Linked DNA regions of Mus musculus: regions 2 and 3 are each linked to region 1. A link is a loop called in an ENCODE intact Hi-C map of the cell type or tissue named here. Cell type or tissue: left cerebral cortex. All regions are shown on one strand. Each heading gives the region's core, and the rest is flanking DNA. Links, peaks and the distances in the headings are about the cores only.

The links. Peaks named below come from ENCODE experiments on the same cell type or tissue, not always from the same donor. Only the 100,000 strongest peaks of a DNase experiment are listed, where the experiment ranks them.
Region 2: a loop joins it to region 1, with 2.3 times the contacts of the local background. A loop is called at or near these places in 11 of 42 quality-filtered maps.
Region 3: a loop joins it to region 1, with 7 times the contacts of the local background. A loop is called at or near these places in 14 of 42 quality-filtered maps.

The regions. Positions count from the first base shown.
Region 1 is chr10:32,886,722-32,894,587 of GRCm38, reverse strand. It overlaps Nkain2 (Na+/K+ transporting ATPase interacting 2), which reads left to right and starts at 4,673. Exons shown (of 7, transcript NM_001013411.2): 1 at 4,673-4,945. The coding sequence starts at 4,892. In left cerebral cortex, for the core only: a CTCF peak has its summit at 3,596 (motif pointing right); DNase peaks (open chromatin) are centred at 3,740, 4,267, 4,530 and 4,823; H3K4me3 peaks cover 2,817 bases; H3K27ac peaks cover 2,305 bases.
Region 2 is chr10:32,703,041-32,710,906 of GRCm38, reverse strand. All of the region lies in intron 1 of Nkain2 (Na+/K+ transporting ATPase interacting 2), which reads left to right. Among named protein-coding and RNA genes, the nearest start is that of Nkain2, 180 kb to the left of the region's middle. In left cerebral cortex, for the core only: a CTCF peak has its summit at 4,105 (motif pointing left); no DNase peak of the experiment used is centred there.
Region 3 is chr10:31,738,783-31,746,648 of GRCm38, reverse strand. Nkain2 (Na+/K+ transporting ATPase interacting 2) reads left to right here. Exons shown (of 7, transcript NM_001013411.2): 5 at 87-147. Among named protein-coding and RNA genes, the nearest start is that of Rnf217, 130 kb to the right of the region's middle. In left cerebral cortex, for the core only: a CTCF peak has its summit at 4,050 (motif pointing left); a DNase peak (open chromatin) is centred at 4,041.

The sequences.
Region 1 (7,866 bases), core at 1,046-6,045:
ATTTTTTCTTTTTTCTTTTTTCTTTCTTAGATTTTGGAAAATTTGTGTATACATAGTGTGATATTTTGGAGAGAGTACTCAGTACTAAATGTAAAAGTCATTTGTTTCATGTACATTTAAAAAAAATCCAAGGTAACTTTATATGCTATTTTCAAATACTTTTGGGCATGAAAATGGCATCCTGTGTAGAGCATTCCATTTGTGGCATTTTTACTAGCATTCAAAAATTTGAGGTTTGTGGAGATGAAAGGGAGGCATACCTAATTCTGCATTCATGACAACAAGCAGATGTTTATATAAGTCATGAGTTAAAGTCATTTAATTTAGCAGGCCATAGAACTCAAATTGAATTCAATACTATTATCTGATCAGACATTAATCTTAACTAAAACTGCCTCTTTTCATCTTGGCTTAACCTCTTTTCAAAGTTTTCCCTGAAGGCTCGCAGTTTGGTTGAATAGATAAATGGACTTTTATTGCTGTGGTTCTTTATGATTGAATCTGTCACTAGATAATTTTATTAAGGAAAGGAGTTGAACTTTTCCGAGAAATTATTATAAAAAGTGATTCAATGTGATTCATTTTTAGAACACAGTACATTATGAACACATGTGAAGTAGAACAAAAAGTTTTTTAGGGGTTACTATTCATTGGTGGTGGGGCAAGAGGTAAGACTACTAAGACCCTTTAGAAGAAGTGTGAAAGTACTTTTCCTTGACTATATGTAAGTTTCTAGGAACATCATAAGGAAAGAAACATAATGCAAAAAAATAAAAACATACCTACATATTCACATTTGTAAAAGTTAAATATCAGAATAAAATGCCAATGGTTTTCAACTGAACTCATAACAAGTTATAGATTCAATAGTTTTATATAACTGTACACACATATATGCATGCATATAAAAATCCATCATAGTTCTATATCAAGCTGTAAGCATTAATGCATTACTTCTGTGTATAATGGAGGAGTGAGCCTTCACCTTTTTCACTTCTAGAGGATGCCCAAGGTGCTATGGTCATAGCCTCTTTATTTGACAGCCTATAAAACACTCTGCACTTAGAAAAAGTTCTTTGCTTCCAAGAACTCCAGGTGGTACGAGGTTCAACAAGATAATCCAACATCTCTACTCATCTTATTTAACCAGTTCAGCAAAATCAGTGGTTACTAGTGGCATATTCACTAGAAATTCCGAGGTTTCAATAATTACAATGTGGGCACATTTAGGGAACAACTATTTTGTCTACCACAAACCTGTAGGGAGACAAAAATATGAATTAAGCATATTTTATGTTGGATTTAGCATTGTGATCAATGTTAAAGATCTATGACAGGCAGAATCATGATAACTGGAAAAGTTATAGTAGCTAAGTGGTAGGCATTATATTGAAAGCTTTGTGTATACTAACACAACAGTGCTATGACATATTGTATAGTTAAGAAAACTAAGGCACATTTGTCTAAAATTGGTTGATAAATGGTAGAGTTTGCTATAACAATCCAAACCCTCTGGGTTCAGAGTTCATAAGCCTAATAATAATGACCACAGTCAATCACAACAAAGATGACCCATCATATTAGAATATATTCTGCTAATATAGTCCTATATTTGTAAAAGAAACATTGTATGGAAACAGGCAGAAAGACTTATGATTACTTTAATTTTATTTACTATCAATATTTTAATATGCTCCTTATCCACATTTGTTCAAGTTATCTAATCAGTTAAATGTTATTTTAGTGACTGTAAGGATAATTGTTACTGGTCTATTTGTTAAATGCAATAAAGACTGTGTAAACTTGTAGTGAAACTGCTCAGAGGAGATACACACCCAGGCATGAGAATTTTGTCATAGCTGAGTATGGAGTCACCTCTAACTGGCTTAGATGCTGTGTGCTCAGGACAGACAGTGAGTTGTCCTGAAAGAAAATGAAGTGGGTGTGAATAAACCTTGAAAAGCACTTTAAAGCCATTTGTCAAGGTGAGTCCAGATGGAGGTATGCAGATGTGTAGACATTTCCCCCACAGAATCAAGGTAATTAACAATAGTTATGTCATCAGACAAGTCAAGGAAAGCCCTTAGCACCTCATAGCTAAACACTTTATGACCTTCTTTCTAAGTGAAAATGCAATCGACTTTCCAATTTCAGACATCTCTTTTCTCTACACACTTCTATGGAACAGCTAGGACTCTCAGCTGTGATTAATGTTCCTTCCAGGAAGGTGTTTAGTTCCAGGGACAAAAGGAAAAGCAACAAGAAAGGTACAGCCACCTCAAGGAATGGGATTGCATCTGTAACTAGGGCACCTTTGCAGAAGCCCGGCATTAGCTATGTTGTGTATAAAGGACGTGATAGGAATTTACTTCACAAAGAAGTAAATACTTAAACACCCTCTAAACATGTTTAGTATCACTTCTGGGTGAAACTAGAAGATGGCTGAGAAACTCATTAAAATATCAATGATGGTGTATTGCACAGTGATTTGGGACACCAATTTTTATTTACAGAAGATGAGCATTCCAACTTGACTGTTCTGTCTGAGAACATGCATCTCTTTTATAGAGATACTTCTCCTGCCTAATATTTTAGTTTCTTTTACTTGGGAATTGGCATTGTATCACTTCCCAGGTTTCCTGTAATGAATGAGACAATGTGATGTAGATTCATCAAGTAGATACTAGTTGCATACAATACTGAATTACCATCAATTACATTTGTCGTTGCTACTATACCAGTAAAATATCTACCATAAAAGCCCTTGAGGAATATTTTATTTGATTGGGTTTCCCTTAAGGCAGATACCAGATACAAGATTACATCACAATTGCTTTATTTGAAAGTTGTCCCAGGAAGTCATGGGGACTGGAGCAGAGAGATGAGATGAAATGAAATGGTTACTATTGTAGAGAATCAGGACTGAATGCTGGTGGAGACCCCATGGCATGGACTAATCTGTTTTTGGCATTTCCAATATGTGCGTTGAAAAGGCTGAGGTCATCATCCCCCACCTCTCCTCCGTTGCCCGATAAAGATGGGTTTCAAGGAAATCATTTTATTTCTTAGCCAAGAGCCTCCTCTGCTTAGGAAACAATTCAGTGTGCCCACAAAAAGAGAGGAATGCCATGTGTTGAAAGGTCATAGTTCAGTGATTAAGAATGAGGAAGAAATAGTGACTACAGATAGAATTACGTTTTACGGTACAGTCTAAATGATTCTCAAGCTGATGCTGATGGAAGGGAGACTAGGTCCTCAGTGTGGGTAAAGTTACCATACACAAATGTCGTTTTTCAAGGAGGCTTAAGTCCTACTTGTCTCACGAACCTTGTTGGTTAGCTTTTTTTCTTTTTTTCCGGTTTTACATCTCTAACGATGGTATTTTTTAGCTCCATGAACAGTTCTTTTCACTCACAGCACTTTATTCCAATGGCTTTACTATCCAGTGGATCTCAACAGTACACCCTCTCTCTGTAGCCAGATTAGGAATGCTTTCAGTAGCTGTTGGGACTGTAAATGAAATGCCCTCTTCTGAACACCAAGGTCTAAATGACCATCACTTGCTCCAGCATGTTTTTCCCTTCAGCTTTTTACCCGTAGGTGGCAGCAACAGGCTCCAGAGTGCGTGTCCGCAGGTAACTGCTGCTGTCAAACCTGGAGTATGACCAAGCAAGGACACATAACCAACCGGATGGTGCATGAGGTCTGGTAGATAAGTGCTCAAATTTCATCGGCTCCTTCCATTGTTAAGAAAGCAGTCTGAAGCACCAAAACCAAACTCCTACATTTCCTCTGGCTCCCTACATTTTGCAACTTCAAGAGGCAATTCCGTTCGGTCCTTGTAGCAGGCTAATCTTTGAAACTCTGGAATCTCTGTCCCTTGCTGTCCTTGCCTCGTGCCAAGCACAGGACTGTTGGTTGGCCGCCACCGTGTCCACTTCTCTCCCTCCGCTCTTTGCTGTAAGTGCATGCAGGTTTTCCAGTGGGGAAGAATGCCTTAGCGGCACCCCAGTTGATATCTCACCATCCCTTTTCATAACCGTACTTTCACACACACACACACACACACACACACACACACACACACACACACACACACACACCACAGCTTGCACGTGTAATGCTTCTGGCAGGGTTGCCTCAGCAAGACCGATACCAACAAAGCAAGGCATCGCCAAGCAAGCAAGCAAGCAAGCACGCAAGCAAGCAAGCAAGCCAGCCAGCCATGCCACCGGGACTCCTCCGACCCGATCCCTCGCGTTGTTCCCGCAGTCAACGCCCCCGCAGCTCCCAGGCACCGCGACACCACGCCCGCAACGGCCAGGGCTGCTGCCCGCCACGACCTCTGAGAAGTTGTTGATTGGGAGGGGATCCGCTCATCTAGGCAAGGGGAAGGGCGCCGCAGGGCGTCCGCGCGGCCCCCGCAGCCGCCCCGCCCCTGGGCCCCGCACGCGGAGCGCAGAACAGAGGCGCCCGGCGCGCATCTCAGCCGCCCCGGGAGCCCGCGCACCCGTGCGTGGGGAGGGAGTGCGGGGCGGGCGAGCGCTCGTCGGGCGTGGGCCGCAACTTGGCGGGCCAGATGCCCCAGGGCTCGGCGGCGCTGTCTGCCTGCCGCTGCTGCCCCTGCGGGGCCCGGGCGCGTCTCCTTGGGCGGCGCTGCCCGCGGCGCTGGGAGTGCAGTGAACGAGTAAAGGTATGTGTGGCGGGCGCGGCTGGGGCAGCCGCCGCCGCGCAGGACACTGTCACTTCCCTGGACATTGGCAGCGGCATCTGGGAGCCCTAGAGCCCTGGGCAGGTTCTCCTGTCCTTCCCCACGATCTGATTGGATAAACTGGGGCCTCGACGGTGGCCGACGTGGGACAGCCTGGCTGTGGCAGGGGTCTCGGAAACCATGGGTTATTGCAGTGGCAGGTGCACGCTTATCTTTATCTGTGGCATGCAACTGGTAAGTGACGCTTGGGTTCTCTTATTCTCTTATGTACCATTGAGAGAGTGGGCAGGGAGTGTAGTAAGAGATCTGCCATTGAGCAGGACGGAAGGGAAAAGAAGAGATAAAAGATGCCACATATTACCTGTATTTAAAATGATTTTAGGGGTGCAGCAGAAGTGAGCCTTTCTGCCTTTCCCCGTTTCTGTCCCTCTAAGGACAGTTTTGCAGGTGCAGGTTAAACTTGTTATCTTTAATTTCTTTAAGGGAGTGGAGATGTTGCTCTCCTTTTATGCTTGGCATTCTTGCTAATGTGAACAGGATGGTTGTCATATATATTTTACTATATATGCGTGTAAGTTGAAAAGCAGATTTTCAGGCTTTTATATACTTGTTTTGAAGTATTTATTTATCGTCGCTTGATATTTTCTTAGAATATATTGTCTTATAATTTTCTTAAAAACTCCTTGTTTAGGTCAGATGTGTTCTAGCAGCATTCTGAACTAAAAAGCCACAGTGAGTTCTAAAAGTATGTAGATCAGAGAGAGATACTTAAACTCTGCAACACCATTGCCCCAGAGTGGACCTTTAAAACATAAGAGCTACAAAAATTCCAAGAAGAAATAATATCTTGTCTTCCATAATGTACAATATTGCCACTGAAATTGATGCTATTGTTTGATCTCACAGGATGGGGGATTGTATGTAAGTTTGGAAGAATATCCTATTGCTGCTTTTAAAAAGCCAAGAATGCAAATAATGTCTCGATTTCAATTCCTAAAGGCAATAGGAGGAGGGGCTTAGGGGAAGATAGGGTGAAAATTTATGTCAGTGGCAAATGGTTAATTTGAAATAGGGGGCACTTCTGCAACACCAAGTAGCTTTCCATAGAAAGTATAAATTAGTCTAAACAGTTCCCCTTATTTGTTTTATAAAGGGTTGGGGGCTGTAGAATGGAAGACAATTATTGAAAATCCAGTCATCGCAGGGTGTTTAAATGAACAAGAATTTGCTATTAAAACTGACAAAAGAATTTCTTAAGTTTTCTTCACTGTTTATCACTTGCAAAGACCTGCAGAGGGTTCTTCTTTTATTTCTTTCTTTTCTCTTTCTTTTTTCCTTTAAAAAAACTTACTTAAAGTGTTTGAGGCATCTCAGCTCTGGTATCCCACCGCCACCCAGGAAAGTCCTGGATGGTGTATTCCTTAATCTGTGAATTGTGTATTATGGACTTGGTTGTAAGGGAAAAGAAGAGATCTAATTTTAGGAGCTTTATGTATTCTCAATGCTATGTAAACCAGCTTCTATATCTCTACCCCAGATTCATATAAGTATTGCAGCAAAGAACTATTGCCATTAACAATAGAGCTAACCAGAGTTTACTTTGTAAAACTACCAATGTAACCCAAATATTCCAAGTTGCATTGCATTTCCCAAACATGTGTGTGTGTTGTATAGGTTTCAGAATAGTCTATATTTGCAGTATCACAGTTGTAAAGTGTAAAACTAAGAATAGGTTGGTGGGTAGAACATTCTTATATTCCTCTCAGTTTAGAAACATGGAAGTTAACTCTAAATTGTTTAACGTGAGAGGAGCTTTATTAATGTGGTAGGGCAATTGTATGTAGGGCAACTGTATGTATTGGGATCAGATGACATTTTGTATGATGAATATAAATTCTTAAAATAATTGGAAAATATAAATATACCAGTGAGGAAGCTAAATATACAAACATGATACAGCTGTAGATTTCTTCTGTTGCTCTCTCTCTCTCTCTCTCTCTCTCTCTCTCTCTCTCTCTCTCTCTCTCTCGTGTGTGTGCATATATGCAACTATTTCTTGTAGAGGAGCTAGAATACTTAATGGAAAAGAAACCTTAATAATGACTATGTTCTCCAACAAAATAGAGTTGGCTGTAAGACAGGCATGTTCAGCCTAAGCAAGCGCACAGCTAGGGGTCCTGAGAAGTATTCTATGCTTCATGAGAAAATCCTGGTCTTTTTCCTTTCCCTCTTCTTGTGCCACCAGACTAATATAATTAGCAGCCATGTTAATGCAGAGATAGAACAAAAACAAAGGAGAAAGACAATTAATTGTTCTAATGGAGTGAAATAGTAAAAGCCTGTAGGGCATAAGAGATTCTTGTTCATTGCTGTGTTGTAGAGATATTTATGCAATCTGACATAAAGTAACTCTTTGCAAAGTGTTGTGGAACACCTATGAGTGGAAGTACATGTTTCACTCTATGTTTATAGATACAAAATTTTGGCACATCTTTGGGTTAGTCTGGGAAAATTTTATTTTACATAAAAACCATATTCCCAGCCTAAGTTTTGACTTGTTGTATCATTGGCTGGCAGAGAGATTCCAGTTTTGTTGACTTCTGAAATGTTCAGTGTGTTGAGACTTTTATGCCTGCTTTACTTTCATAAACACAACCTGAGATTTGTTAAAACTACTGGAAGCCAAAGATACCTAAGATTAAATTCTCTTTTTATTAAATAACTTAAGTTTCTAAAAGCATTAATCTGTAATCTTATAAATTGAGTGTTGTGTTTCAGTTGAAAAATTACATCAATTTATAGCTAATCTTAGAAAAGGATGTAGTATTGTTAAGTACTGTAGAAACAGAGACCTCATTTGTCTCATTATTTTCAAAGCAGATGTGGTATTTTGGACATTTGACATGTGAAGAACAGGTTCATAAGCTCCAGAGGCATTTTTCTAGCCAGGAGTGTATATCCTTGCTGTTAATTATATAAAATATGTTTTTAAAATCTCAGTGTTTGACAGAGTGAAGGCATAAATATATGTTTATTATTGTAACATCTGAATATCAGGTCATAAAATAAATGAAAATTCCGCACCATGATAATTTAATCTAAAATTTTATTCAATGAGAAAGTGTCCACAAGTATCATAAATTGAAATTTCCGAG
Region 2 (7,866 bases), core at 1,169-6,168, 180 kb after region 1:
TTACCATCAAAAATCTTCATCAATCTATGAGAATAAGAGAGAATTGGTGTGAATAAATAAACCACTTTTAACTTTTTCTTTCATTTTTTATTAGATATTTTCTTCATTTACATTTCAAATGCTATAGCTAAAGTCCCTTATACCCTCCCCCCACCCTACTCCCCTAAACACCCACTCCCACTTCTTGGCCCTGGTATTTCCCCTGTACTGGGGCATATAAAGTTTGCAAGACCAAGGGGCCTCTCTCCCCAATGATGGCCAACTAGGCCATCTTCTGCTACATATGCAGATAGAGACATGAATTCGGCGGGTACTGATTAGTTCATATTGTTGTTACAGCTATAGGGTTGCAGTCCCCTTCAGCTCCTTCGGTAATTACTCTAGCTCCTTCATTGGAGACCCTGTGTTCTATCCAATGGATGACTGTGAGCATTCACTTCTGTATTTGCCAGGCACTAGCACAGCCTCACAAGAGACAGCTATATCAGGGTCCTTTCAGCAAAATCTTGCTGGCAGTGCAATAGTGTCTGTATTTAGTGGCTGATTATGGGATGGCTCCCTGGGTAGGGTAGTCTCTGGATGGCCCATCCTTTCATCTTAGTTCCAAACTTTGTTTCTGTAACTCATTCCACAGGTATTTTGTTCCTTACTCTAAGGAAGAATGAAGTATCCACTTGTTGGTCTTTCTTCTTGATTTTCTTGTGTTTTGCAAATTGTATCTTGGCCTTTCTAAGTTTCTGGGCTAATATCCACTTGTCAGTGAGTGCATATCAAGTGACTTCTTTTGTGATTGGGTTACCTCACTCAGGATGATACCCTCCAGATACATCCATTTGCCCAAGAATTTCATAAATTCATTGTTTTTAATAGCTGCATTGTACTCCATTGTGTAAACGTATCACATTTTCTGTATCCATTTCTCTGTTGAGGGACATCTGGGTTCTTTCCAGCTTCTGACTATTATAAATAAGGCTGTTATGAACATAGTAGAGCATGTGTCCTTATTACTAGTTGGAACTTCTTCTGGGTATATACCCAGGAGTGGTATTGCTGGATCCTCCGGCAGTACTATGTCCAATTTTCTGAGGAACCTCCAGACTGATTTTCAGAGTGGTTGTACAAACTTGCAATCCTACCAGCAATGGAGAAGTGGACCTCTTTCTCCACATCCTTGCCAGCATCTGCTGTCACCTATATTTTTGATCCTAGCCATTCTGAGAGGTGTGAGGTGGAATCTCGGGGTTGTTTTGATTTGCATTTCCCTGATGATTAAGGATTTTGAACATTTTTTCAAGTGCTTCTCAGCCCTTCGGTATTCCTTAGTTGAGAATTCTTTGTTTAGGTATGTACCCCATTTTTAGTGGGGATATTTGAATTTCTGGAATCCAGCTTCTTGAGCTCTTTGTATATATTGGATATTAGTGCCCTATCAGATTTAGGATTGGTAAAAATCCTTCCCCAATCTGTTGGTGGCCTTTTTGTCTTATTGACAGTATCTTTTTCCTTACAGAAGCTTTGCAATTTTATGAGGTCCCATTTGTCTATTCTTGAACTTATAGCACAAGCCATTGTTCTGTTCAGGAATTTTTCCCCTGTGCCCATATCTTCGAGGCTTTTCCCCACTTTCTCCTCTATAAATTTCAGTGACTCTGGTTTTATGTGGACATCTTTGATCCACTTAGACTTGAGCTTTGTAAAGGAGATAAGAATGGATCAATTTGCATTCTTCTACATGCTAACAGCCAGTTTTGCCAGCACCATATGTTGAAAATGCTGTCTTTTTTCCCATTGGATGGTTTTAGCTCCCTTGTCAAAGATCAAGTCACCATAGGTGTGTGGGTTCATTTCTGAGCCTTCAATTCTATTCCATTAATCTACCTGTCTATTGCTGTATCAGTACCATGCAGTTTTTTTTATCACAATTGCATTCAGTAAGATGGCCATTTTTAGTATATTAATCCTGCCAATCCATCAGCATGGGAGATCTTTCCATCTTCTGAGGTCTTCTTCAATTTCTTTCTTCAGAGATTTGAAGTTCTTGTAGTACAGATCTTTCAATTCCTTAGTTAGAGTCACACCAAGGTATTTTATATATTTTGTGACTATTGTTAAGGGTGTTGTTTCCCTAATTTCTTTCTCATTGGATAATTTCAATATTTTTGTATCTGTTGAGACCTGTTTTGTGACCAATTATATGGTCAATTTGTCAAAGGTACCATGAGGTGCTGAGAAGAAGGCATATCCTGTTGTTTTAGGATAAAGTGTTCTGTAGATATCTGTTAAATCCATTACTTTCATAACTTCTGTTAGTTTCACGGTTTTTCTGTTTAGTTTCTGTTTCCAGGTTCTGTCCATTGATGAGAGTGGGGTGTTGAAGACTCCCACTATTATTGTGTGAGGTGCAATATGTGCTTTGAGCTTTACTATAGTTTTTTTTTTTTTTTAATAAATGTGGATCCCCTTGCATTTGGAGCATAGGTATTCAGAATTGAGAGTTCATCTTGGAAGATTTTACCTTTGATGAGTATGAAGTTCCCCTCCTTTTACTCTGAGGTAGTGTCTATCATTGTCCCTGAGGTGGGGTTCCTGTATGCAGCAAAATGTTGGTTACTATTTATGTAGCCAGTCTGTTAGTCTATGTCTTTTTATTTGGGAATTTAGTCCATTGATATTAAGATACATTAAGGAAAAGTAATTGCTGCTTCCTGATATTTTTGTTGTGAGAGTTGGGATTCTGTTCTTGCAGCTAACTTCTTTTAGGTTTGTTAAAGAATTACTTTCTTGCTTTTTCTAGGGCATAATTTCCCTCCTTGTGTTAGAGGTTTTCCTTTATTATCCTTTGAAGGGCTGGATCCATGGAAAGATATTGTGTGAATTTGCTTTTGTCATGGAATACTTTGGTTTTTTCTCCGTCTATGGTAATTGAGAGTTTTGCTGTGTATAGTATCCTGGACTGGCATTTGTGTTCTCTTAGGGTCTCAATAACCTCTGTCCAGAATCTTTTGGCTTTCATAGTCTCTGGTGAGAAGTCTGGTGCAATTCTAATAGGTCTGCCTTTATATGTTACTTGAACTTTTTCCCTTACTGCTTTTAATATTCTATATTTAGTGCATTTGTTGTTCTGATTATTATGTGTCAAGAGGAATTTCTTTTCTGGTCCCATCTTTTTGGAGTTATGTAGGCTTCTTGTATGTTCATAGCCATCATTTTCTTTTGATTAGGGAAATTTTCTTCTATAATTTTGTAGGAGATATTTACTGGCCCTTTATTTTGAAAATCCTCATTCTCATCTATACCTATTATCCTTAGGTTTGGTCTTCTCATTGTGTCCTGGATTTCCTGGGTTAGTTGAGTTAGGATCTTTTTGCATTTTGCATTTTCTTTGATTGATGTGTCCTTGTTTTCTATGGAATCTTCTGCACCTGAGATTCTCTCTTCCATCTCTTGTATTCTGTTGCTGATGCTTGCATCTATGGTTCCTTATTTCTTTCCTAGGTTGTCTATCTCCAGAGTTGTCTCCCTTTGAGTTTTCTTTATTGTTTCTACTTCCATTTTTAGAACTTGGATGGTTTTGTTCCATTCCATCACCTGTTTGGTTGTGTTTTCCTGTAATTCTTTAAGGGAATTTTGTGTTTCCTCTTCAAGGACTTCTACCTCTTTTGCAGTGTTTTCCTGTAATTCTTTAAGGGATTTTTGTGCCTCCTCTTTAAGGGCTTCTACCTGTTTATCAGCTTTCTCCTGTATTTCTTTAAGTGAGTTATTAATGCCCTTTTTAAAATCCTCTGCCACCATCATACCAGATATGATTTTAAATCTGATTCTTGCTTTTCGGGTGTATTGGGGTATCCAGGACTTACTGTGTTGGGAGTACTAGGTTCTGATGATGCCAAGTGGTCTTGGCTTCTGTTAATAAGATTCTTACATTTGCTTTTTACCATTTGGTAATCTCTGGTGTTAGATGTTCTAGCTGTCTCTGGCTGGAGCTTGTTTCTCCTGTGATTCTGTTAGCCTCTGTTAGCACTCCTGGGAGTCCAACTCTCTCTTGAGTCCCAGTGGTCAGAGCACTCTCTGCAGGCAAGCTCTTCTCTTACAGGGAAGGTGCACAGAAGTTTGGAGTGCAGCTCCATCTCCTGGCTGAAGATGAAGGCCCAAAGTGACCATGCCCAAAAGCTCTTTTGCTTTTGAGGCCCTTGTGCTCTCCAGTGTGGACTGGTCTCGGAGAGACCCAGGATACAAGGTGGTACAGGTGTCAGTGCCCTCCCTGGAGGCTGACTCTCCTCTGGCAGGGAAGGTGCACAGAGGTTTGGGTCTCAGCTCTGCCTCCTGGCTGAAGATAAAGGTCTGAAAGAGACCTTGTCCAAGAAGCTCTGTTGCTTCTGATGCCTGCGAGCTCTCCTGCATGGACTGGTCTCTTGCAAATTGCTTTTCTTTAAAGCTCTTCTGCCTAGACAAAATGGCCACATCACTTTATAATCAATCACTTTTTGTCAGTTTGAATGGGAATCTGTGTTTTAATTCCTACACACCAGAAGTTCTAGTCATACATTCTTCTGAAAACTGTGATAAAAATCACATTTCCTTCAATGAAACTTTGTTGTATATTGGTTAGATGCAGATCCTTGGTTGGTTTAGGAGGCCTTGGGGATTATCTTAGTGGTCTTCTCCTCTCTGGATGAATAAAATCACGTGAATACTGATTGGTTTTATATCCACTTCCTATTGGACAATTTAACTTATTTGAAAAAAATTGTTCAAAACTAGTTAGATTGTTTTGAAAGATTTAAAATGTTTTAAAAGGCTACAAAATAGGTTAACATTGTTTTGGAAGAGCCCTGATAACTAAGATACATTGTTAAAATATTTTACTAGCATTAATATTTAATTTGTATTTGATTATAGGCCATCAGAGAATTCAAAGAATTCTTATGATACCAAGCATAACAGAAGGTTAATTACTAAATGAAAAGTATAATTTATTATGAAACCTGATGAAGGGAACCTCGGATTATCAGATGAGTCACTGAAAATACTGCTTCCTAATCTTAGTGGATATATAGAATGATTCTCAAAATAAGAATGTTATAAAGGAGTGAAAGTCCTCTTTGGTTGCTATAGAAAGAGCTAGGTGAGGACAGGACTTGATGTTTTCTCAGAGAATATTAATCAGTTTAATTTTCAAAATTCACAAATATCTTATTTGTTAATAGCATTTCCCCATTGTTTAGTTTTCATTCTGCCGTGTCTTCTAGGAATGAGTCCCTATCCCTGCAGTTAAGATCAAAGGATTGTAGAATTTGGACTTTCCAAATTCAGTGCACAGTTGCTGTGAGATTTACATAGATGATCAAATATACATTATTTCTTAGCACAGCCCCTGATACATACTAAACAAAGTGAATATTAAACAAATTTATCATATAAGCATATATTTATTATCTTGAAATTGAAGAACAGTATATTCGGTAATTTTTATGTACATATGATATATTGTCTTATGTTCCTTATATACCAAAACAAAAACTGCTACTTTGAAAAATTTAACATTAAAGAAAGATTTAGATGTGTCATTATTTTGTCACCCAGTAGCTTTCTCTTATTTTGTCACCCAGTAGCTTTCTCTATACATCGGCACTCTAATCATTCCTGATGAAAACCTTAGAACTCTAAAGTCAGCATCAGAATTTATGTTTTTAATCCCTGTATGCATATAGTTAAGCCATCATATTCCTAAAGGTTTTTACAAGTAATTCAGACTTACAACTTTAAGAATTTTTTAAATATTACATTAAACAAATTTGGTAAGAAGAAAAGTGAGAAAGAATTAAAGGAAGTAAAGGGGGTAATAATGCCTGGAAAAAATAGAGCTTGTATGCCTTTATCATACTTGGGTATAGCTGGGTCTTGTCTGCTAGTGTAGATGAGAAAGATATCATCAACGTACAATTTCAGTTGAAGATTAAGAGACCTCATTGCTAAGGATAGGGAAAATCAGACATCATCACTATAGGACATGTCAAAATTTTGCTTTCTGAGTTGCTGAGCACATCTCCATGTCTAAAGATTCTATTTATGAAAACTCATTGGAATACTGAACATGTGAATCTAGTAAACTTTCAGATTTTTGGCCAGAAGAAAAACTTGTAGAACTGCTAAAATATTTCCTTAGATAATGTTTTATGCACATATTCATAATTTGTGCCATTTAAAATTCAAGAAAATTATATAGAGTGACAAATTATTTCAAACCCAATCAAACAAACAAAAATCATTTTAGACAGGGGTGGGATGGGGAGGAGTTGTGCGATGTGGAGCAGTCAGAGGGTGGATAAGGAGGCAGGGAATGGAATATAGAGTGTAAAAAATAAATTAATTTAAAAAATACATCCAGCATAACACTGAATAAAAACCGTACTTTAATTTCCTTTTTGATGGACATTTTTTAGTTGGAAAATTAGGATAGAAGAAATTTCTCAGAGGCTTTTGACACAGTAATGAAGACATGGAACACTCAGGATTTTAGGAACAATGGTGAAAGTGGAAATGTTTTCATATAAATCATGAAAGTGAATCTCTAACATCTATACCTACCAACTGTTGTTAGATCAGAGTGAAGACATACTAGGGAAATCGATCAGGCATGTTGTGCAGTGTTACAGGTGAACTCACAGCTGCCTTTCCAAATCAGCAACACTATACTTTTATCAGAAAGGATATTTTCCCTGAAGGATAAAGGAAAAAAATAAAAAATATAGTTTATTTTTTAAAAAAGTGAAGCTTTGATGTGAGCATAGCAGTAGGCTTTATTGGTTCCTGCTGGGTTTTTCCTTTAGACTAAAATCTTGTATGTTCAACAACAAAAAAGGACTGAATCAGTTAAAAATTTAAAAAATGCATGCTTCTTTTCTTCTCAGTAGTTATGATGGACAACATACAGAAACATCCTGAGAAGCTGTAATCTCTCTCTGTCTGCCTGCCTGCCTGCCTGTCTGTCTGTCTGTCCCTCTCTCTCTCTCTCTCTCTCTCTCTCTCTCTCTCTCTCTCTCTGTGTGTGTGTGTGTGTGTGTGTGTGTGACCCATCATTCCACCCAACTGCCTGCCCACTCACCCATCTGACCACCAGTTTGTCCTTCTATCCTTCCCTCTGTCTGTCCATGGGTAAGCCCATTGTGGTGATAGATAGGTCTGAGAGAGTGTTGTCGTTTATGCAAGAAGAATGGTCACTGAATTTTGTTTCTCAGGCTGGCAACACAGTGGTAAGATTGTGCAGCTCAGATGACACCTGTATGTGGGGGTTTGAAGAGAGAACTGATGTTGTAGCAAGAATTGTCTTCTGTCTGTTATATTATAAGAGAAAATGATAATGGAACTTGGAGAAGACTGCCTGTCTCGCATTAGCATTTCTTTACAGAGAATGAGCCGCACAGAAGGTAAGCGAAGATAAAGAGCTTGTAATGCTTCTGATAATGGAAATTTAGCTGCTTTGACCTTTGTGGCTACTCATTGTTAATGAATTAATTTTCTCGATTGGAATCCATTCATTCCCAAATTTTAATACATGTTTGGTTATTAAAAGAAAGGGATAGAAAAACTTTTTAAAAAGGAAACAGAGAATAAAGTTATTAACCTATTCTGTAACCAACTCATCCCAAATAATAAAGTAAACATGAGCTATTTTCTTAGCCATGCCTCCCTTTAGATTATATCAGCAGAAATAAAACAATGCACTAATAAGAGCTAAGAAATGATGAATACATTATTATACACACCTTTAAAGGAAGTATGGATTAACTCCTTACTTATGTGTTAAGTCTTTCTCTCTCTCTCTCTCTCTCTCTCTCTCTCTCTCTCTCTCTCTCTCTGTGTGTG
Region 3 (7,866 bases), core at 1,169-6,168, 1.1 Mb after region 1:
CGCTTGTCTTTGAAATACTGCTCCCCCAGGGAAGTCAGACTCTCTCGCCTTTGTGTAATTTCTAAAGCTTGTGTGTTTTGTTTCAGCTGGCGGGCTTCATCTATGCCTGTTATGTTGTGAGATGTATAACTGAAGAAGAGGACAGCTGTAAGTATTAAAGCTCTACCCTGTGTCTTTCAAGTTCAAAGCTTCCTCAATGCTTGCTTCCCAGCTCTCCTATCTCAGAGACAACACCCCTCAAGACCCCAGCAGAATAGGAAACAAGTCGTTAGTGCCCATCAGGATATGCCAGTCTTCACAAAAGAATCAGCATATTAAAGAAACAAAGGAGCATTCATTGTGAAAACATGCATTTCCCCTTTCATTGAAAGTTATTTCAAAAAAATCTCTTCTTAGAACAATTCTAGTAGAGAATATAATAGGAGATTAGAGACAGACCTGAATTCTAAAAGCAGCTAATGTGAATATTTTCCTTTGTCACAGTTCAGTCGTTGTGTACAGTGTCAGTTTCATTGAGGACTACAAATCTTGACAATCAATAATTGTTGATAGTCCTTAAAACTATACCAACAATTGAATAACTAGTAGAAACCAATTGATATAACAACAATAGGTATGACATGACCTGAGATGGCATGACATAAGATGGTATGACTTGATTAAGATATGATATGATATGATATGATATGATATGATATGATATGATATGATATGGCATGATCCGGTATGAGACAATATGATATGGCATGATCTGGTATGGCATGGCATGATGTGGTATGTTAAGAACTAGCATGGTATGTATGATATGACCCATGCTAAAACATTTTGAGTAGTGGGGCAGGATGTGGTTGGATACTATGATAAGGGGAAAGGAGGAATCAGGTGGATTTCTAGATGTCTTGTATGAGTAAATGAATACATAGCAGTGCTTCTTAAGGAAAGTAGAGCGGGGAGACAATAATCACCTGAGTGTGGACAGCTTGATTGAGATGTAAGAGAAGATATGCAGTAAGTTATTGTCATATACACAAAAGCCTTAACAGAGATTAGGGCAGATAAAAGATAGGTAAGGTTTTATATATATGGACCTATCAGGCTATGTAATCAGCCTCCATCCAAAATAACACTTTTACAAAATGCTTATGCCCATTTAACAAGGCTAAAGACAAGAAAAATTAACACTGAAGCACCAGAATGCTTATTTATACACTGACATCCCTGGGAGTGGTCCAATAAAAAAGTGTGTTCAATTTTTCCTCATCGAGTTTCGTTTGTATAGTACTAGGCAGAGTTTCTCTATACTCACAGTTCCCCAGGGAAGAGCATAGCATTGTTCTGAACTGTCCCATAGGAGAAATAAAAAGGGTAGTCTTGAGACACAAAGTAAAAATGTTGAAACACAGTGAGCAACTTCTGAGGCATCATAAGCAGATGGTGGATTGACTGGTTTCTCTAAAAGGTACTGTGCCTATGAGCTAAGGAGACAGCTCAGTGGTTAAGGTAAAGTGTGCCTATGAGCTAAGGAGTCAGCTTACTGGTTAAGGTAAAGTGTGCCTATGAGCTAAGGAGACAGCTCAGTGGTTAAGGTAAGTGTGCCTATGATCTAAGGAGATAGCTCAGTGGTTAAGGTAAGTGTGCCTATGATCTAAGGAGATAGCTCAGTGGTTAAGGTAAGTGTGCCTATGATCTAAGGAGATAGCTCAGTGGTTAAGGTAAGTGTGCCTATGATCTAAGGAGATAGCTCAGTGGTTAAGGTAAGTGTGTCTATAAGGTAAGAAGACAGATCAGTGGTTAAGAGCACTTGCTGCCCTTACATATCGCACCTGGATTTGATTCTTAGCACACACACTGCTGCTAACAACTGTATGGAACTCTAGTTCCAAAGGATTTGACTCCATCTCCTGCCCTCACCTGACACTGCATGGGTGTAGCATGTAAACAAAAGACTAAACACCCTTACACATTAAAAAAGGAAAAGATGTACTTAAGCTGACAGATAGCTCAGTGGATGATCCCTAAGACTCACTTGGTAGGAAGAAGAGAGCAAACCTCACATGTCATTCTCTGACCTCCACACAGAGATAAATTAAATAAATGTCGTTTTTAGAAAGTTGTGTCCCTGCAAAATCATTGTTTACAGTTACTGTTAAAGCAATGGTTTAGAAATATCTAAAATCCCAAGATATTTTAGAATGAGTCCAGAATACTTAAAAACAGCTAGTGACATTTTACTGATGTTAAAACTTCACTTTATAGAAACTAAAATAAGAATAATATAAGTCCCAAAATATAGAATCCTTGTATTAAAATTCTTAATATGTCAGAAAATACAAATTATAGGGATGTTGTCTTAGGGAATTCTGTCCTAAGTAAGCTTTATCAATATCATGTAAATCCAAGGAGATCAGAAGTTTCCAACATCTTTTAGATAGATAAATCTTATGCCACCATATCTAATAAAATGCTTCCACAAAACTTCGGAAAGTAATGTCTTTTATCTATTTTGTTACCTCCTTATTCCTGCCTTTATTAATCCAAAGGGTAAGAAACTATATCCTATACAAGTTTCCTCATGGTGATCCGAGAACTCAAACTGTTTGTCTGGCTTTCCTAAGCCATTAGCATCAGGTTTAGACTCTGACAGGCAAAGCACACAGCCCACAAATGTGTGTCAAGGCTGCTTGCATACAGTGACCTTTGGTGACTTCTAGTTACGTTTATCTGTGGTGATTTCCAGCAACAGTTAGGAGTGTTTACAGAGTAAACTCTTAGCTAGCATTTCTCACACTACGATCATTGTCTTAGTCTCTTACCATGTGCTTATCGAAAGACACTGACCAGAAATCTGACTTCTAATAATCTTAAGTAAAGAGGAGTTGAAATGTTTGTCCAACTTTGGGAATAAAGAAAATTATTTTGACCCTTATTTTTAAGAAAGCCAACAAAAACAACAAAAGGGGGTACTCTGAAAGCAAGCCTTGAAGACTTAAGAAATCTCTGATGCTTGTGCAACACTGAAGCTTCCACAGTATCTTTTTAAAGCTACCTGCTTGTCAAATTAGTTCTCTCCATCCCTAGAGGAAAGTTTAGGTTCTGTAACTTGTGGTGAGAACACACTGTAGAGATAAGGACAAGGTTATGGCTACCGGGTGAATAAAATAAGCTTGCGGAGGATCTGAAAGTGAACAGCTCTGTGCTCAGTCTTCAGAGTACCCAGCAGAAGTGAGACGGTACTTATACCTTCAGCATGTTCTACCTGCATCTCAGTTCCCCAAATAATGACGCTGAGATTTAATAATATATGAATGAATGCCTATGCCATAAGCTTTGACTCATTCCCCAAATATCTCATAACTTAATTAATCCATTTACTGTATTATATGAATGCCACGTTGCTGGTTACCTCTTCTCAACTTCATGCATCTGTGTCCTCAGTGTTTGAACCTCTGCCAGCACCCAGAGTTCCTATCTCCCTACCAGAACTCCCACCCCCTATTTCCTGCCTCAGCTAATAGGCCATCAGCCTTTTACTGGCAAGTGATGCTTCCAAATATTACACAAAGAGATTCTCTCTACAGGGAGAGGCATCAACTTCCAAGGAACCATGAACCATGAGCATCAACACAAGTTAGACTCCATAAAATAGTAAGAAATCATTATTCAAATAGAGGGTACTAGACTGCATAACACGGGAGAGGAGGGGAGATTGAGAGGAGGAATTAATATTTCAGGCTAGCCTCACACTTACTATGTAGCCAAGATGACTTCAAACTTCTGATCTGATTCCTCCTCCCAAGTGCAGGGATTATAAGTATGCAATGTTTTTGCAATGCTGAGTTGAGCTCAGTCTTGTGTGTGCTAGGAGAGCACTGAGCCTACCAAGCTTCATGGCTAGCCTTATAACAGATCCACTAATACAACATCTCTCTGCAGTGAAAAGCTTGAACGGGAACTTCTCTGTGCTTGACCCCATAGTCAAAACCAGAGCTAAAGCCTGGCCAATGAGCTGACCGCATGAACTCACAGCACACCACTGCCACCTGCTGTTCACACTACAATATGACATCAGGCAGCATGTTCTGTTTCCTATGAATCAGTAGAGCTGCCATGAGAACACACCACAGCGTCAACACCTTAAACAACAGAAACTTATTCTCTCCCAGTTCTGGAAGCTGAAACTCCAAGATCGAGGTGTTAGCACACATATTGTCCTGAGACCTCTCCCTGCCTTATATATGGTACTTTTTCAAAGTCCTTGTGTACCATATTCTCCATCTCTTTCTAGTTATTTTTAATAATTTCGAGCCAGTTAGACTGCAGCACTGTTCTGATGACTGTGTGTAACTTTAATTGGCTCTTTAAAGGCTTTGACTCAAATTTAAGCCTTCTATTTATAAAATGAGGGAGCACAAATCAAGCTATACCCCAAACACATACATGCACACACACATACACAAGCACATATGTACATGCAGAAGCAGGCAAGCATGCGTGTACATGTGCACGCACATAATATGCTTTTTTAATGTATAAGTGTATTTATGGAGGGAAGAGTGGAGGTGGCCTCAGATTAGAATTTTTGGGTAGTAATGCTGCCCAGCATGGCAGCATCTTCACTACCATCAAGCAAGAAATCCCGACACTTTCAACTGTAACATCATCTGCTTTTAGATGAAAAGTTCCACACCAAGGAAAACTAAAAGCAAAGCATGGACTGTCTCAACCATTTGAGCACAGTGGCCCTTAGAACACACATGTTTGTGTTTGTTCTGTCTTAAGAGAACATCTTGTCCTTTTAAGAACTAAATGTTGGTCTCTTGCAAATACCTTAGAGTGGGCATCCTCACTATGCTCTTTACAGCCCAGCTCCCCTGTCTCTGACCATAGCTTTATGGCCCCATGTCTCCTCCAACCAGTTAACACCCCATATTTGTTCTTGTTTACAATCTTCTATAAAAGAAATTAAAGTGTCTGGGATCACTGGTCTTCATCCTTTTTACCATATGCATGGCACTTTTCTCTTGCTTAGACCCCACCCCCTGATGCATAGCATTGACACTTTGTCACTTCAGTGACAATACTAAAAATTTACCTTCGAGTGTTACCTGCTATTAAAAGATCTTTATAGAAAATATCTACAGTCTTTAAGAGGGAAAAAAAAAGTCCTTCAATACATGACTTCTCCATTTTCATTAGTTTCTTTCTTAAAGTAATTTCATTAGAACAAAGTACATGCATCCATTTTAAAGTACCTTTTTCTAAATACTTTATCCATATCTATGGATTCCTTTACTTGTAGACTCAAAATGGCAGATAGAAAATATTTGGGGAGAGGGAAGAGTACATTTGTACAAACTATGGCCAGATGTGTTGTCCTTGTCAAAAGTTACAAAGAGTAGATAGATAGATAGATAGATAGATAGATAGATAGATAGATAGATAGATAGATGATAGCAACTGTTTATTGAACAGAACATTTACACTGCATTGGATAATACAATCCAATGCAGTAATCCAAAGATGACTGTGTCTAGTGCAGGGTGTGTGTAGATTATATATAAACTCTGTGTCATTTTTTTTCTAGGATACCTAGGAAATTGTAAGTTTTAAATCCACAGGAAGTTCCTGGAATCCCCATGGCTACTATAAAAAATGACTATGGTTACCACCTTACCTAATAGAGACACAATGCCTTTTCCAGATGTTATTCAATATGAAAATCACCTAGGGAAAAGTTGTGGACTGTCATAACCTAAGGGACTTAGTCTGAAATCAATATTGGAAAATGAATTCTAGCTACTTAAATTTGAAGTTAGACACATACAAATGCCCACCAACTAAATGCAAATGAATAAAGCCCTGTCCTGAATTCTCTCAAGTCAAGGGGCCTAGGGACAAAAGTCACAATCAATTTATAAAATCTTTCTTTTGAAAAAGAGAACCACAGAAAAGAACTCACTGCTTTCAGGATAATTTTCTATTACTTTTTTTTTTTTTGATTTTTCTTCTAAAGTCTGCTGGCCTACTCTGTTTATCAAACTACATTCTGTATGTTTTGAGCATGTCTCCAGATGGCCAGTGTCACCGGGCTCGATGGTAACTGTTTGAGCATAGGAACTTACTATGCAGGGGATGTACATGGAACTATACACTGCCCTTGAAACATCATACTTAATCTTGCTTGTAAATGAATAGAGGTTTATACAGAAATCACAAAAAAAAAAAACCTACAGATAAACAAAATAGTAAGAGGAGAGAAAATCGAACTGACCCTACAATGAGTCCTGATCATCAAGTGACATGTTGGCATATAATGTTTCCTGCTTTCTGTTCTGATCTTTCTTTTATCAACTGTCCTGCCTCCCATCTGTTCTTGTCTCCTTTCCACCCTTCCTTCCTGCTTTTCTTCCTGTCAGTCATCCATCATGCTGCAAACATCATTGTTCAGGTCATGCTATACACTGTGCTTGGTAACCTGAGTTTTCTTGTTATTTTAAATCCCTCCCCATACATAACCTCAGAAGTGGTATCAAGCAGTTCAGAAAAAAGTACAGCATATATATGCCTGCTTGGCAGGTGAAGGGAAAGAAGAATAGCCTGTTTTATTTACAGACAGACATACTCAAACAATCCAATGAAAGATGCATAGCTTATATATTTGGTCATCTCTTTATAACAATAATAATCTTAGGGAGTTGACAGATTACCAAGTGAAATAACCTTGTCTTTATCTACCAATTTCCAATCAGACCAAAACTCATTATTTTTCCTTAACTCTGAGCAACATCACATATTATTAAATGGGAAAGGTCCAGATATTGGAGGCCACTAACATTTAGTTGTCTTGTGCAGAACCATAGTTGGGTCATTGCGAAAGATATCCCTTCCTCCCTCTTGATCCTCTCAAAGCACAGAAATTTAGAATTTTAAGGTCCTTTCATTTTCCCTAAGATTCCTTTTCTTTGCAGTAGATGGTGGAAGGATACAGGGTCACTCTATGTAGCCCTGGCTTGCTCTGTAGACCAGGCTAGCCTCAAACTCAGAGATCTGTTTGCCTCTGCTTCCCAAGTGCCAAAATTAAAGGTGTATACAGCCACCACTAAATATCATGATTTTTTTTAAGCTTTGAAATAATAGAAAAATGATGCCTGCTGCTCTATTTCAACACCTATATTTTATAATCTTCTGAAAAGATTAGATCACTGATCTTCCATAATCTAGGGCATTAAAGCTGACTCTGGATAAAAGAGTGTTGGGGATGCTTTTGGAACCCACACATGTCTCACACACTGGAAGAAGACACAGTATGTTTTTGAAACATAAGGAGTTAACCAATTGATTTTACAAAAACATTTCTTGGAATATAAGACAGACAACACAGATAGGTGACATCACCTTAGACTTCAATTGATTCTAAGCAGTTGAAACACTAAGTATACTAAGTCACCTTTTATAATTTTCAAAGCAAGTGGGGAGGTTTTGCCTTGTGTGAAAATAAAAGATTGAGCATGTGACCTGTGTGTGGACAGATGAATACATTATGCCACCTATGAATCACATGACAGTTCCTCTCAGTGACAGCCAAGGTCTAGAGAGCAGTAATACCTGCCTCTTTACATTTCCTCCAAAATCGGCTTGCCCAGGTCTCATCTCTTTCTCTTGCATTGCTCCTCCTGTGGTGACTTAAGGAAAACACACCAGCTTTGTTTCTGAACTTAGATTTTTAAAATAAAAGTAGAAGCTGATTCTTCGACAACCATGTCTCATTTTCTCCCCTTTCTCACATTATCTACTCTGTTATGCTAGATAGCTTCTTATTCATACAAACACACACAGACGCCCACATCTTTATGTATATTCGTCTTT